Linked DNA regions of Homo sapiens: region 2 is linked to region 1. The links are chromatin contacts, found by Hi-C or POLR2A ChIA-PET in ENCODE. All regions are on one chromosome and are shown on one strand. Each heading gives the region's core, a stretch centred on a gene start or an enhancer-like site at or near the end of the contact. The rest is flanking DNA. Distances are from core to core; before and after follow the strand shown.

Region 1 (5,832 bases), core at 699-3,198:
TTTGATGGTCACTAACAGGCTATTGGGTCTTAGAAAGTCAAAGCTACCATCTAGCCTGGTGGTAAGGTGAGCTGTTGCATCACAGTCCCCATGACTTGGCTTCTTTCCAGACCTGGGTATGCTCAGATCTCCAGCAGCCAGGAGAGTGGGCCTGGCTCCCACAGTACTCCAGTTTCCAAAAGGAATCACACATTCCCTTCCTGTGCAGATAAAAGAACAATTGGACCATGAGAGAACTTACTGGAAAGTAATGCAGGATCACCAGGAAGGAACAGGAATTCACTCCTCGGTCACAGTCTTCATAGTCTGATTGGGAGTCAATCAGGTCTAAAAAGGTCAGTGAGAATGTATGTCTGACTTTGGCAGGCTTCCAGCGCCTTACAGTCATGGAATAGTTTGTTGGGTTGTAGTTTTTTCCAGAGCCTATTCAGAGCTTCCTTTGGCTGCTCTATCCATGTCGGCTTCCTCACACCGCCACCCCACCACTATTTTCCCCTCACTTATTGTCTGTCAATGCAAAGCTATTGTTCCCGTTAACTAAAATCACCAATAAACAAATATTTTTTTTCTCTCCATTTCATCTTCCATAAAACTTGACTTTCAGGTCCTTTCCCCTGTACCCTCGTCTCTGGGAGCTGGTCCCAGGTCTCAGGCCCTAGAAAGCAAACATCTTCCATAAAAGGTCAGTGCAGAGAGTTTAGGTGAAACCTTATGCTGATGCAAATGGGCTAGATGATTGCTCTGGTGATTGTGTAGATTAATGTGTGTACATGTGTGTGTGTACGTGTGTGTCTGTGTGTCTGATTCTGACCTTTAAATTAGGCTTCTTCCCTGGGCCCCTGCTGAAGGAATTTCTTTCAGCAGCCTGGGTGCCATTGGTTAGCCTCCAGGTAGACATTATCTCTTCATTGTTGTCAAGTCTTCATTCTGTCCCTCCCATTTTTCACCATGTGAATCCACCTTATGATCTGTTTCAAAGTTGAACAAGATGAGAACTTTCAAAGGCTGGATGAAGAATGGAATTTTCAATGAATTTAATGACCTAATTCTCAAAAAGGTACATACAAAAAAAAAAAATTAAAAAGATATCTGCAGTTACTTGTTCTTTTTTTTTTTTTTTTGCCCTGATTGCATCATCTCTAAAGTTGCCTTTCTTGATGATCAACTGGCGAGATCTGTAAAGGGGCATAAGTTGCTAATGGGTCCTTGGAGTTGAAGTGATTTAGGGAAAAAAAATCCTACATTATTATTATTTTCCCCAAGTAGCACTCTGATGCCTGGGGAGAGGGATGCTGGTAGCTGTGTGAGAAGCGGCAGAAATGAGGAAGGAAGGAAGGAAGGAAGGAAGGAAGGAAGGAAGGAAGGAGGGAGGGAATATTTGATTATTTCTTCATAAACAACCAATTCCTTTAGCACCTGCTATGGTTCCTGCCGCTGTGAGAGGAATATCAATGGCTTCAATATTCCATTGTTTGTGACTGAGAAGCATTTGCCTGCTGTACTGGGCTGCTTAGTTTTTTCAGACTGGCCACAAGGCAGAAAATGTGGCAGATATATAAAAGGAAAATGTTGGCCAACATGCCCTACATCAGGTGAGTTTTCTGTCTAAAGCCCATTTTGGAGTTACTGCCTCTCCCCTTTTTGTTTCTTCACAGCCTTTTGTTGATTTTTAGTTACATTTCTTTCCCCTGATGAGTGGCATACCCTTAAGTGTGCAGGTTCTACTGTTCTGCTCACATTAACACTTCTGTTAGTTTTTTTGTAATAGCCTACTTTGTTTTGATAAAATCATTACTTTCTTCAGCAACACTAATGCAAAGGAATGATTCATGAATACAAATGAAAGAAACAGCTCACAAAACAGGAGAAAAGGTGAGGAAAGAGAAGTTATGTTGGGTACTTGAAGTAGATCATTACCACCAGGTGGCGCTATTAAAACACCTCATTTTAAAATCCTAAACAGGGTTGCAAATAAGGAAAATGCAAAATTAGAGTCCTTCACAGAGAAAATACTTTTTATCAAAGAGAGACAGAGTGTGCGTGTGTGTGTGTATGTGTGTGTGTGTTTAGAACATAATTGTTTTAGGAAGAAGTAAATATTATGGGAAGTGGTGATACTTTTTAGAAAGGTGGCTCACAATTGATATTCTTGTAAGTTAAATACTAAAGCTTTTGAATATAAATATATTTAATTCCAGCTAGACCTTTTCTAGAATCTTCTGAAGCATGACATTGTAGACATCAGAAAGATGGTTTACTTTTACCATTCCACAACCCACTTTCATTCTACATAGAGAGCTTGCACAGTGGGGGCATTTATGTGAAAACAATTAGTACCCCATTAGGGGAAACATGAAGCCTGCAGGTCTGAGATGTTCTTGACTGCTTTGGGAACTTGGCATGTAGAAAGCTGGTAAATTAATACTCCGTGGAAGAGGATTCTTTACTTTAAAACATGTTGTCTATTATGTGACTCCGTGCTGCTGGTACCATTGTTATTTAAAGTAGACATTTTCATGTTTGTGCATTCTGTATGTGCATAGGGTATCCATTTACTGACAGAGAGATGAAAAGCTGATAATTCACATGTTTGTACATCAAAGATAGGGTGTTGATATAATGGTCCAGATAATCTTACACTTGAAGAAAGGCCAGGAGTAGAAAGTGATCTAACACAAAAAAGCATTAACGCCCTGAATTTTACATTGATTCTCCCTTATTTCAGCCCCAGAGCAACTCTCTGAATCAGATGATGCTGATAACTCCATTCTTAAGGCGAGGCTCCAGGAAGTTAAATAAGTTGTCAGTTGTCACAAAGCCACACTATATGACAGAATCAGGAGTTAAGCTCAGAAATTATTCCAGGGAGAAAAAATGCAATAAAATGAAAGGGAAAAGGCCTACGTTGTTTTGCAGTTTGTATTTAGATAAAATACTGTGGATAGCTTTGAAAGAAAGTGGAAAGAGACATACATATATATATTCATTCTACTTTTCTTATGTAATTTTTATCAATTCTATCTCAGCATACTATAACATATTCCATCATCCACAAAGCAGGAAGCCTGGGAAGACTGCTGGGTTTTTCTATACCTGGGGAAGAAAATACAAGTTGCTCATGAAAGTTGTAGCTGTGATAGCTCCCACATAATTCACACTACAGAGGCATTGACCCAGCTGGAAATGCAATGCATTATATAGAAATCAGCTGGTCCCTGCCTGGAAGAATATATGTTAATGGGAATATGTGACTCCAAGGAGAGTGCCTGGTATATACTAGACATTCAACATGTTGGCAGGATCTGAGCCTACAGCAATATAAAACCGACAACTTTATATTGTTTTGAAGTATCTGATGAACTCTTTATTTCTTGTTTCTAATTGAATTGTATTTAGATAGCGGTTTTTAGCCAAATTTTGCAGAGACGCTTCTGTATCCACCTGGGAAGTTATATGGGGGAAAGATTGTGTATAGGGGGCAGTGGTGTGTGTGGTGGGGGAGTGGGCTTCGCCATCCACCCTAGCTTATGTTAGAGCAGGTGGGCTATTTCTAATACATGCGACATTTCTAATACTGTGCTTGCATATTTTGAGTACTTAATTTTGATGTCAAGTCCTATAATACATCAGGGATTTAAGTGATTTATTTGAAACAATTCGTCACTTAAAAGATTATACTTAAAAGATTCAGATCCTTTATGATTTTTTAAAAATGATAAAAGATCCCCTGTGTTCTATGGTTATCAGAATTGAAGGTGATACAATATCTGAAAAGAAAAGAAATCATTATACGTCTCAGAGAGAAGTGTCACAAAGGAAATTTAATTCCTAATTTGATAAAAATGAAAAGAATCTGATTCTTTGATGATAAATCTTGAATCAGCTGGAGGCTGATTAATATATATAGAAGTAAGAGCAACTAAAAAGTGTTTTGACAGAAGCAGAAGACCTGGGGCTTATGTTGAAGTTTCTGATTATGTCCTCTAATGGTTCTGAAACATGGCTAGGAATGCCATTTATTTATTTGTTTCTTTGTTCACTTATTCATTCATATGTATTCTGAGGGGGAGTCTTTTTTTTTTTTTTTTTTCTTTGGAGACAGGGTCTTGCCTGTTGCTGAGGCTGGAGTGTATTGGAGCAATCACAGCTCACTGCAGCCCAACCCCCTGGACTCAAGTGATCCTCCCACCTCAGCCTCCCACATAGATGGGACTACAGGCACACACCATCATGCCTGGCTAATTTTTAAATTTTTTGTAGAGACCGGGTCTTGCTATGTTGCCCAGGCTGATCTTGAACTCCTGGGCTAAGGGAGTCTTAAAAGGTGTGCTGTTCATATTCTAGCCTAGTAATTGTGTTTGCAGTCATTGGTGTCACAGAAGTGCCACCTGCCTGTTGTTTCACTTGCCCTGTTACCACTTGCCTATTTTGCTAATGGTTTGCTACAGTTGACAAATGGTGTGTTTTGGTCTAGCTTCCAGCTCCCAGAGACCACAGGAAACACAGACAGGTACATGCTTGATCCTCCCAAGCTGCAGACATTCCTGGGCGTGTGTTGGGCAGTACACACTGTACTTCCTGTGTCATGCCCACATCCAGCTGTCAGGCCCTTACCCCTGAGGGCTTGGGGGATACATGGGAGAAGTTTGTTGATTTGGGCTCGAGGTCAAGCAGTCTATTTTAGAAACCTTAGGAGACTTAGTTTAAAAAGTATTAAAAGGTCTCATAAAAGAGAATTGTAAGGTTGGCTAGCAGTTGATTTGTTATGAGATGGAAGAGTCATACATTATCTTGGTATTTAATCAGTTAATAAATTGTTTCAATATGGTATATCCTTTTTTTCTTAAAGCAGTTTTCTTCCTAATAGCAAAGGATGCCAAGATTATTGCAATCTTTGGTAATCTCCTGTGAAATATGCCCTTTGCATTTCTTTTTATGAGTTTCCACCCTTGCCAGTATCAAGAAACAACAGAGCAGGGGAAGAAAAACATTTAGGGAAAATCACCAAATGCAGAGTCAGGAATCAAATTGAGATTTTCAGCTCCAAGTCTAGAATACCATGTTGACATTATAAATAGCCAACTAGGTATTTAATAGCTTATCACTAAGAGCTTGAGATTGTGGCTCCGGTTTTGAGACTCACATACGCCAAAAGCCAACTGTTAGGGAGCGACCCCTAAGGTGCACATGTATTACTGATTTATTTACACAAAACCTCATTCCATAAAGGAAATAAAGTGGTCTGCAACAATAACATGCACCGTGTAATAATGGTAGAATGTCATACCGAGGAACCAAAAGATAAAGATCAGGATAAAAGGCTGATACGAGCTTAACCAAAGGACTTCAAGTATGTTATGAGGGCTCAGACAGCTGTTACAATCCAGCCTCATATCTGGAAGCAAGCCAAACTGAATTCAAGTGTGAAGGGGGCCATGAGACAAACAGTAAGAAGCACAGAGCTTTCTCTGACAAAACATTTCATCTCTGAGTACTCAGAATTTTCGTTGCTCCTTTTTTTTTCTTTTTTCTCTTATTTATTTTTATTATACTTTTAAGTGTTAGGGTACATGTGCACATTGTGCAGGTTAGTTACATATGTATACATGTGCCATGCTGGTGCGCTGCACCCACTAACTCGTCATCTAGCATTAGGTATATCTCCTGATGCTATCCCTCCCCACTCCCACCACCCCACAACAGTCCCCAGAGTGTGATATTCCCCTTCCTGTGTCCATGTGATCTCATTGTTCAGTTCCCACCTATGAGTGAGAATATGCGGTGTTTGGTTTTTTGTTCTTGCGATAGTTTACTGAGAATGATAATTTCCAA
Region 2 (5,357 bases), core at 1,759-4,258, 270 kb after region 1:
TACTGTGTTGGAATTATAAGAAGGAATTACAAGAAGTTCTGCTATCTTGTCATTATGACATCATTATCATTATCATCATACATTATCTCATTAAATCCTCACACCAACCCTACAAGCCTAAGGTGGAGGAATTAAAATCTGGCAAAGTAATCTGCCACAATTGTGTAATTCAAGCTGGTTTCTCATTTTTATATTTAAAATGACAAAAGTGGGGTCACAGCAAAGGTGGAAATGAGGGGCTAAATTGAAAATTTAAGTTGAATTTTGTAGTTGATTTATCAAAAAAAAAAACAAAACAAAAAACCTTCCTGTCCATGGGTTATAGAGAATAGTCTGGACAATGGATATCATGCTGTACCTCACAGTGTTTTTACTTTGTCTGGTACATTTTGCTGTACCATTGAGAAATTAATAAGAATTAAGAAACTAATATCACTCACTCATTCATCTTTTAGGGACATTTAGAAACATGTTAAGCAAATAAGAAAAATGAAAATCATAGTCAATTAAGGAGTTAGGCATGTAAGTGAAAGGTACAGCCTTGCAGTTAAAGATAGAACTGCTATGAACATGCAAACCTAAGAGAAAAGATTGATCATTTAAGCCTTTAACTCCCCTGGAGCAATCAGAGAAGACTTTCTGAAGAGATGGCACTTGAACTGAGTATTGATGGATGAACAAGAGATTGCCAATTGAATTCTTACGGGCACGTTGAAAAATACAGAGCCTGTGGCAGAAGTGGCTCCAAAAGGCTGCAGCAAAGAGCAAACATCTGGAAAGCTGATAAAAGCAGTAGCCAGGTGATCAGAGCTAGAGCATGACAACTCCCTTGATGCTTCCTGTTCCCCAGCCTTTAAAATCTTTGAAATGAACTTGCTTTATAACCACTGATGGAAGTATGGTGGTGGGAAATAAAGGAAGTATTTGGAATGAAGAAGTTTGACAACTGTTCTGAAGTACTGTGTGCCTCATCATTTTCAGATTCAATTTCTTTTTTCGTTGAATGAGGCACAGTCATAACAATTCCATTACTCCGGACATTTACAGTTCATTCCCAGATAATATGATAAGGATTATCCTCCTGCTGCCCTGCATCCCCGCTCCACTGCTTTTGAACTCTTGACAATAGCATTGTCAGGAGACCAAAGGCATATCATTAATTACCCTTAAATTTCTTGGAAGTACTCATTTGAGGGAAAGCCCTAAAGGATCTTTCAGCTATTTGTTTTTGGACACAATAAATAATGGAGAAGAATAAAATCAAGAATAGGACCTGTTTTACTTTTCCAGATCCCCTTGGCTCAAGTGTAAAAGAAACCACAGACGGAAGCCCACAGATGGAGGCTCCTGATCATACAGCTGCGTCTTTGTTGGTACAGAAAACCAATTGTGGGTAGGAGCCATGGAGGAAGAGACAATATTAGAATGCAATGGCATTTTAATTATACTTACCATAATTCTAATGTTCTCTTCTGTGGTGAAGTGTTTGGGGAGTTGTCTTGAAACTAGAATCCAATCCTGCAAACTTCAATCCATTAGAGCGGTGCTGTTTGGAAATATACAGAGAAGCAAGTTTGAAAGATTTTCCAATAATCTCGCTTTGTAGTGTTTAGACTTCCTCTGATGACTGGAGAGGAGAAGGAAGAGAGAAAGCCAGGAGATTAAGTGGCCCATTTCTGTTCCTTAGGGATGTCCACTGGAGAACAAGCTTAACTCCTTGAACTATTTAAACTGCCTCTGAACATTCTTACAGAAGCCTGGTATACTGGACATGAATCCTATTTTCCCGAAAGAGGTAATATAGCTCTAAGCTAGTGGTACCATTCCTATTTTCCAGGACTGGAAACTTCAGAGCCAATTAAGTAGGCTACCTACTAAGAGTCATACTGAATTTCATTTCATAGGTATTTATGAGCCTACTATGTTCCAGGCACAGGGGTGAGTGAAAGAGATGCTGGTCTTGCCCTCCTGGAGCTTGTTGTCTAGTAGGAAAAACATATATTAAGCTAATGAATTAATTACATGGCAACACTTGTGATAAATGCAAAGTAAAGAGGGATATGAGAGCACGTAAGAGTGGGACTAGAAATGGATGAAGGGGTCATCGGAGGCTATCCTGGCTAACATAAGCCTTTTGTACTGAACAGATTACACAGTTTAAAAGAGAGGGAAGCAAGCTTCAAGTAGAGGTAACAGGATGTGTGAAGACTCAGTGGCTGAAAAGAGTGTGATTTAAACCACAATCTTCAAAGTGTGAAGGAAGCAGACTCATTTTACGTGGCTGAAACAGGAGAAAGAGAGAGATGGGGGGAGGTGCCACACGGTTTTAAACAACCAAATCTCATGAGCAGTCACTATCATGAGAGCCACGCTGAGGGGGAAATAAGGCAGGGAAGACTGGGGTGACTGGAGTACAGAGAGCTAGCACATGAGGCCAGGAAGGGGTGGAGATTAAACTGGAGAGCCCTGTGATAAGGTCTGGGTCTGTGTGCACCCAGCCCAAATCTCATGTCAAATTGTAATCCCTAGTGTTGGAGGTGGGGCCTGGTGGGAGGTGATTGGATCATGGGGGTGGATTTCCCCCTCAGTGTGGCTCTCATGATAGTGAGCGCTCATGAGATTTGGTTGTTTAAAACTGTGTAGCACCTCCGCCATCTCTCTCTTCCTCCTGCTCCAGCCACAAAAGATGAGTCTGTTTCCTTCACCTTCCGGCATGATTGTAAGTTTCCTGAGGCCTCCCAAGTCATGCTTCCTATAGAGCCTGTGGAACCATGAACGAATGAAACCTCTTTTCTTTATAAATTACCAGTCTCAGGTATTTCTTTACAGCACTGCAAGAATGAACTAATACACCCTGTAAGCCGTACTAATGATATTTCACTTTATTCTAAGATTCTAAGATGGGAAACCAACAACTTTAAATGCTCTGACCTGAGCATTTTTGAAAGGTCTATTTGGTGATTGTGTATAGGTTGATTTGGAAGGTGGCAGGTGTGGAAGGAGTTTTAGTTAAGAGGTGTTTGTGGCAGTGGTGATGGAGAGAATCTCACACATTCAAGAGAGGTTTAAGAATGATGTTAGCAAGGTTTGGTGACCGATTTGATATGATCTATGAAAAAGGAAGTGGTGGCAGGGCACAGTGGCTCATGACTGCAATCCCAGCACTTTGGGAGGCCAAGGCAGGTGGATCACCTGAGGTCAGAAGTTGGAGACCAGCCTGGCCAACATGATGAAACTTCATCTCTACTAAAAATATAAAAATTAGCCAGGTGTGGTGGTGCATGCCTGTAATCCCAGCTACTCAGGAGGCTGAGGCAGGAGAATTGCTTGAACCAGGGAGGTGGAGTTTGCAGTGAGCAGTGAGCCGAGAGATCAGGCCACTGCACTCTAGCTTGGGTGACAGAGTAAGACTCCCTCTCAAAAAAAAAAAAAAAAAAAGAAAGAAAAGAAAAAGGAAATGGTTCAGGGTGACCCTAAGTTTTCTTAATAAATGAGTAGATATTTGGTTGTACATTTGCTGACATTAAGACTCAAGAGAAGGACCAAGTATGGAGAATGAGTGCTGGGAAGAAAAACTGTGAGTTTGAATTTGGGCAGTAGAACTTAGGGTGCTTCCAAAAGACCAGGGCCACTGAAGGGTGATAAACCTGAGCTTGGGATCCCCATTCTGCTGTTTACTATCCATGACAACTTAGGCAAGTTTCAAAATAACCTTATACATCAATTTCCCGATCTGTAAAATGGGAATAAGAATAACAGTACCTTCACTGAGTTGTGAAGAACAAGTGAGAATACATACCAGACTGGTAACTATCCATGGGGCCAGGAGTGGGATGAGGTGGTCTAGGAAGGGGAACATTGGGTAAATTGAGATGGCTCTTCCTCTTTGTTATTAGTTAAATTTATATAAGAATCTATGTTATTACATATACACTTAGAAATGAATACAATAATATATGAAAAGAATATAAAAGGCTATATAAAAATATCCATGTATAGCACTCAGCCTGGCACTTGGAGAACAGTCAATAAATGTGATCTCTGTGTAGATAAAAGGGACCTGGAGTTCAGAGAGAGCGCTGGTCTAGAGGTGTGCATTTAGTAGTTCTTGCCATTCTAATGATAACAAGAGCTGTGGGAGTTGATGAAATCATCTCAAGAGAGAACATTGGGTTAAAGGGGGACAAGGGTTGAATGTTGAGGAATTTCAACTATTAAAGATCAAGTGGAGAGGAATGAATCAGCAAAGGAATCTTAGAAGGGGCAGCCAGCAAGGCAGGAGGAAATCTCTGTCCATGTACTCAAGGTACACTTACATTCAGAAGAGGTCAATGGTATGGCATGCTGTCACAAGCTCTAATAAGTGGAAACCTGCGAAGTGTGCTTTGGATAAGCAGACTCTTTGGATAATCAGGCAACAAGCTTTTGTTTCAGTTGTCTGGTTCTTTATTTTAAATCAAATCTTGGCTTCTGTCCTGGAAACGGGGCCAGTCAGCTGGTGTAGGCTGAATTCATATTTCTTACAGATTCTCTGTCTATAGGGAGGGGTGCTTAAAAGTGAGTTTGCCGATGTCGAAGAGGAAAACAAAATGGTACAAAGAAAAGGAATCTCAGTCCAGGCACAGTGGCTTACGCCTGTAATCCCAGCACTTTGGGAGGCTGAAGCGGGAGGATCACTTGCGGTGAGGAGTTCAAGACCAGCCTGGCCAACATGTTGAAAACTCATCTCTACTAAAAATACAAAAAAATTAGCTGGGCATGGTTGCACGTGCCTGTAATCCCAGCTACTCAAGAGGCTAAGGCAGGAGAATCACTTGAACCCAGGAGGTGGAGTTTACAGTGAGCCGAGATTGTGCCACTGTATGCTCAGCCTGGACTACAGAAAGAGACTCCATCTCAAAAAAAAAAAAAAAAAAAAAAAGATTCTGTTCATTCCATTATTTCTATGCTGGTCAATTTATAACCTTTAATGTTTTTCAACAAAAATAGTTTATTTTCTCAAATTCTTATTCTATAGACAGCCATCTCTCTAATTTTCTTTCTTTTTAATAAAAATGGGCACATTTCCCCCTTATTGTTGGAAAAAAGATGATTGACCTTCATAAAAAAGAGGTGAGTCTTGTTTATAATATTACAACAAAAAGTTATAATAAAGCTAGTTCATTTCAGATAAGTGGAAAACTTCCAAAGGGAGGGAGGAGTTAAATTCTATGTTCTGTTGTTTAATTCTATACAGTTTTGTTTTAAGAGACTAAAAATGCTAATTTGTATTAGGAAATAAAATAACCCTAAACACACCATGGGGAGACTGAGAAATGAAAGACATAAATGGGTGGCAATGAATTCGTAGCTCAAGA

What was found. Hi-C counts contacts between places; a loop is a spot of excess contacts on that map. ChIA-PET counts read pairs that join two places held with the same protein, here RNA polymerase II (POLR2A). Pooled maps may share reads with other maps.
Region 2: a loop to region 1 is called in a map of MCF 10A, with 2.8 times the contacts of the local background. The contact joins two enhancer-like sites. A Hi-C loop is called at or near these places in 3 of 168 maps with a recorded cell type or tissue (CD4-positive, alpha-beta memory T cell, MCF 10A and endothelial cell of umbilical vein) and 6 of 50 pooled maps. POLR2A ChIA-PET finds 5 or more read pairs at or near these places in 1 of 52 experiments (activated T-cell).

Annotation. Positions count from the first base shown.
Region 1 is chr5:67,244,328-67,250,159 of GRCh38, forward strand. No RefSeq gene overlaps it. Among named protein-coding and RNA genes, the nearest start is that of TILRLS, 21 kb to the right of the region's middle. Within about 2 kb of position 1,949, at least 2 of the 41 ENCODE cell types and tissues checked have a DNase peak (open chromatin) inside an H3K27ac peak, as active enhancers do.
Region 2 is chr5:67,512,908-67,518,264 of GRCh38, forward strand. No RefSeq gene overlaps it. Among named protein-coding and RNA genes, the nearest start is that of LINC02242, 130 kb to the right of the region's middle. Within about 2 kb of position 3,009, at least 2 of the 41 ENCODE cell types and tissues checked have a DNase peak (open chromatin) inside an H3K27ac peak, as active enhancers do.